Regions from separate parts of the Homo sapiens genome. Here region 1 is linked to region 2. Evidence: read pairs that join two places in POLR2A ChIA-PET (ENCODE). Cell type or tissue: PC-9. All regions are shown on one strand.

Region 1 (2,500 bases), 61 kb after region 2:
TGTAATCCCAGCACTTTGGGAGGCTGAGGCAGGCGGATCACTTGAGGTCAGGAGTTCAAGACCAGCCTGGCCAATATGGCAAAATTCCATCTCTACTAAAATTACAAAAATTAGCTGGGCGTGGTGGCAGGTGCCTGTAATCCCAGCTACTCAGGAGGCGGACACAGGAGAATCACTTGAACCTGGGAGGTGGAGGTTGCAGTGAGCCAAGATTGCGCTATTGCCCTCAAGCCTGGGCAACAGAGTGAGACTCTGTCCAGCCCCCCCAAAAAAATTTAAAAAATACTGTTGGGAGTTCTGCTAAGCTGGGAGAGAGAGCTGAGCTGTCAGGTGTCAGAGTAGCCCATCACAGCAAGAATGAGCCAAAAAAAAAAAAGTAACAGTGCAGCCTTTAATCACTTGCTATAACAGTGTTAATATAAACAGGAGGCTAAAGCCAGAGAAGCCGCTGGCTCTCCTGTTTCATTTTCCCCATGAAACAGTGCACCGTTCAAGGGTCAGGTGGATCCGTGCAGATGTGGCGGACATTGCACTGTTGAGGGAGCCCCCAACCAAAGGCTCCAGCAGTTTTATGGACCCTGGGGTCGGGGTGTGGGGTAGAGTGGAAAAATCCTGGGTGCTGATTCAGAGTGGGGAAGCATGTCTTCAGGGTTCGCCCTCCTCCCCCTGGTAAAGAGGCCTCGGAAGAGGCACCTGAAAAAAAACCTCAGCCGAAGGCCTCAGAGAAAGAGATTTAGGAATGAAGACACTGGGCTAGGAATGCAAATATGTGAAGAGCATAGCATAGCAGGGCTGAGTCCTTAACTCCCCTCAGAGCCTCCTGTGTGCTGGCTGGGCACCAGGTCTGGTGTGGGGAGGGGAGCTTCCCCAGGAGGGCTGCCAGGTCAAGCCTCTGCCATTGCTTGCAGTCAGACCTGAAAAATCACACATAGGTGTTTGACCAGGAGCCAGACTCGTCAAATACATACACCCCACAATGGAGCAGGTGCGCCAGAATGTTATCCGTGGTTTCTCTTGGTCAGGGCCGTCCAACAGACATGTGATGTGAGTCATATATATGATTTTACGGTTTTTAGTAGCTTCTGAAAACAGTAAAAAGGAACAGGTCAAATTAATTTTAATAATATATTTGTTGGCTGGATGGGTGCAGTGACTCACACCTGTAATCCCAGCACTTTGGGAGGCCGAGGACGGGTGAATCATCTGAGGTCAGGAGTTTGAGACCGCGTGACCAACGTGGCGAAACCCTGTCTCTACTAAAGATACAAAAATTAGCTGGGTGTGGTGGCGGATGCCTGTAATCCCAGCTACTCGGGAGTCTGAGGTAGGAGAATTGCTTGAACCTGGGAGGCAGATGTTGCAGTGAGCCAAGATCATGCCACTGGACTCTAAAAAAAAAAAAAAATTATGTATTGTCCAATATATCCAGAATGTTATCATCTCAGGCATGTAATGAGTATTTTTGAAAGTATTAATGAGATATTTTACATTTTTTGAACTAAATCTTCCACTCCGGTGTATATTTTATACTTACAGTGCATCTCCGTTCAGATCAGCCGCATTTCCAATGCTCGGGAGCAGCGCATGCTTACTTGCTACCGTGTCAGAGGCGGCACTGGGCTAGGCGATGGGTGGGCTTATGAATTCTTAAAACATATATTTCCACGTTTTCTACCATAAATGTGCATTTTACATTTTATTTAGAAAATTATAGTCTATAAATATAATCTTATCTAGGTTTTGTTTATTTTCTATTTTATTTTAGTAGAAATTTCCTCTTTAAAATCCGGGCTTTGTCTGCATCTGTGGTGGTCTAAGAATAAAAGGGGCTACTTCCTTTTTGAGAGAGTGAGCCCAGAAAGCATCGACTGGGCAAGGACTACACTCGGCTCAACTTTGGAACCTCAGGAAGAGGTCCTCGTGGTGGCAGACAGAGGGGACTGCACCAGGGTGGACACCTGGGTGGGAACCTGGGCGGGCCGAGGCCTCCTCTCTGCCTGGTGCGGCTTCCTGCATAGGTCTGACCACCACTCAGACCAAAGCCACCCCGCCCCAGAACTGGGGTCTGACCAGACATCTCTCACTGGCCCCCACTTACAAATATGCAACTCTTTCTTAGCAGCTGCATGTCTTCAAGGAATGATGGGACACTATGTTTAAGCTCCAGAAATCGAAGCAGGACTCAAAGAAGCAGGCCAGTTCTGCTCTGCCCCCAAAGGTGAGTGCTTACTCTTTACTGCTGCATTTTGGAACAGTAAAAAAATAATCGTTTACAGCAGAGCATCAGAGAATGCACAGTCCAAGGCTTATAGGAAATACTTGCAGGTTGGTTAGCTGGTTGGCTAGTTGGTTGGTTGGGAAACATCTGCTGTGGGAAGGTAGAAGAGAATTGGCCCTGTGGCTAGAGACAGCTTGGAAATGGAAAGAACCCTGAACTGGGCTCAGGACCAGGTCCCCTGACCTCTCTATGTGACCTTGAGCAATGCACTTCCCTACCTGG
Region 2 (2,500 bases):
TGGGTATGACCCTCTTCTAAACAACCTTCAGCTTCAGGGCCCTGTCAGTGATGTGGCCTTCTGCAACATCCAGTCACTCACTGGGTATCCCTGTGTCCTCAATTAGTGCCGGACCCAAGCTGGGTCCCTGCCGCAGCAGTCTCATGATCTTGTTGGGGAAGTAGGGGGACATTTGAGGCACCCAGCACAAGGCACTCTAAGGCAGGCATGGCTCCTGGTATAACCAGTGGGTTGTTAGAAGAAGCAGAGAAGAGCCTCATGGGCACGTTGGCTTTTGGAGGAGATGAGGCTGGAACTGGAGTTTGAGCATTACGTGCTGGGATGGGAGTTTCGAGTAAAGTCACTGCAGTAAGAATACACACGTTTTCTCGCAAGGGTAGAGGGAAGGAAAGTTGTTAGGGCAGCCTCAGAGTCATCAGGTAAAAGCCTATGGTTTTTTTTTGTTTGTTTGTTTGATTTGCTTTTTCTTTGAGATGGAGTTTTACTCTTGTCTCCCAGGCTAGAGTGCAATGCAAGATCTCAGCTCACTGCAACCTCCACCTCCTGGGTTCAGGTGATTCGCTTGCCTCAGCCTCCTGAGTAGCTGGGATTACAGGTGCCCACCACCATGCCTGGCTAATTTTTATATTTTTAGTAGAGACGGGGTTTCAACATGTTGGCCAGGCTGGTCTCAAATTCCTGACCTCAGGTGATCCACCCGCCTCGGCCTCCCAAAGTGCTGGGAATACAGGCATGAGCCACCATGCCCAGCCAGGCCTGTGTTTTTTAAGCATTTTTTAATCAGCACAGTAATCCTTTGCCAAAGGAAACTCTACTCAGAATGTGTCAACCTGCTAAAAGCAGAACTGCTGTATCCTTTCAGCTTCCTTCCTACCCCAGTGTTACACCTCAGCCCCACCGCCACCTCAGAAAATGAGTGAAGCTTTATAGCAGGACTAGTTCAACCTCATTATTGGACCAGAAGGGAAACTGAGGCATAAAGAGCAGAAGAGACAAGCTCAAGCTCAGGGTTTTTTCCACCAGTCCTTGCTGCCTCCTGAATGAGGCCAGACTGGAGCCACTTTCAGCCAGGCTAAGGGATGTAGCTTCCATAAGATGGAGAACGTTGGATTGTGTTTGGACAAAGGCATTTTTTCTGTCATTCCGGTTTGACAGCCCAGCTAGTGCTGCAATCTCTTGATGTTTCAATTTTTTTTTTTTTTTTTTTTTTTTTGAGACAGAGTCTTGCTCTGTCATCCAGGCTGGAGTGCAATGGCTCAATCTCGGCTCATTTCAACCCCCACCTCCCAGGTTCAAGAGATTCTCCTGCCTCAACCTCCTGAGTAGCTGGGATTACAGGCATGCACCACCACGCCTGACTAATTTTTGTATTTTTAGTAGAGACGGGGTTTCACCATGTTGGCCAGGCTGCTCTCAAACTCCTGACCTTAGGTGATCCACCTGCCTTGGCCTCCCAAAGTGCTGGGATTACAGGCACAAGCCACTGCACCTGGCCTGTTTCAATTCTTTCACTGAGAAGACTAGCATATTGAAATCACCTGAGAAATAGCTCTAGCAATGCAAGGTTAGAAAAACTGGTAGGGATGGTGGTTTGGGCTCAAGAGGGAGATGTCATTCGGTTAAGTTTTGGTAAATAGATGAACTGACAGTGAATAAGTTCGATGGAAGAATCAGTGCTTCCTTAAACTGCAGCATAAATTATGCCCGTTCATTCCTTGGCCAAATGATGTGAGGAACTGATCAACATCTGCGGAAGCTACGAGAGACCTTCTGCCTCTGTCTCTCCTGGGGTTTATCTTGGCCAGGGCTCTTTCTAGTAGGTTTCTGCCAGTTTTCATGACAAAGCTTCATTTCAGTGACCTTGAGAAGGCTAGACGGGACTTGGGGTGAGGTGAAACATCTAAGAAAGGCAGCAGATGCATTAATTGTTTCTTGCTTATTCTTTCAAACACGCAAGCCGAGAAATGCTGTTGGAGAAAATCAGTCACTTCCCGAGGTCTCAAACTGCCCCGCCACAGTCGACCAGGAGAGCTGCTCTCCCAAGCCTTGATTCCCCTAGCACCACCCTCTACGGTTTGTAAAGAACTTTCAGATGCATTCTCTCATATGAGTCTCACAGAAATGCTGTGAGGCAGACCAGGTAGGCATTGTTCCCATTTGAGGGATGGGTCAGAGAGACAAGGAGGCTTGCCCAAGATGGTGTTGCTAGTTAGCATGTATTCAAATATTCTTTGGTCTATACTTCTTTATGAATGATGTTTGTTATCACAGCACGGAGCCAGGGCTTCGGACTTGCTCCCTAGCACTCTTTTGGCCCCATCAGGCTCTTTCACCTAAGGATGTAAATAAAAATGGATTTTCCACTGGAAACAGGTCAAATGACTTAATACAGCCACAGACAATTCGGAGCAAGCTGGTAAATCCTAAATGAGTCATGCTTCATTTGAATAACAAACCAGACAAACGCTCAGGCCTACAGCAGAAAGAAATAGGATTATAC

The links. ChIA-PET counts read pairs that join two places held together with the same protein. Peaks named below come from ENCODE experiments on the same cell type or tissue, not always from the same donor. Only the 100,000 strongest peaks of a DNase experiment are listed, where the experiment ranks them.
Region 1: POLR2A ChIA-PET joins it to region 2 with 5 read pairs; 4 of 35 experiments call an interaction of 5 or more read pairs at or near these places.

Annotation. Positions count from the first base shown.
Region 1 is chr3:197,420,698-197,423,197 of GRCh38, reverse strand. LOC105374308 (a long non-coding RNA gene) reads left to right here. Exons shown (of 5, transcript NR_189108.1): 4 at 2,120-2,218. Among named protein-coding and RNA genes, the nearest start is that of LINC02012, 88 kb to the left of the region's middle. In PC-9, no CTCF peak of the experiment used is centred here; a DNase peak (open chromatin) is centred at 1,167; H3K4me3 peaks cover 364 bases; H3K27ac peaks cover 1,711 bases.
Region 2 is chr3:197,482,129-197,484,628 of GRCh38, reverse strand. No RefSeq gene overlaps it. Among named protein-coding and RNA genes, the nearest start is that of LINC02012, 26 kb to the left of the region's middle. In PC-9, no CTCF peak of the experiment used is centred here; DNase peaks (open chromatin) are centred at 1,148 and 2,456; H3K27ac peaks cover 875 bases.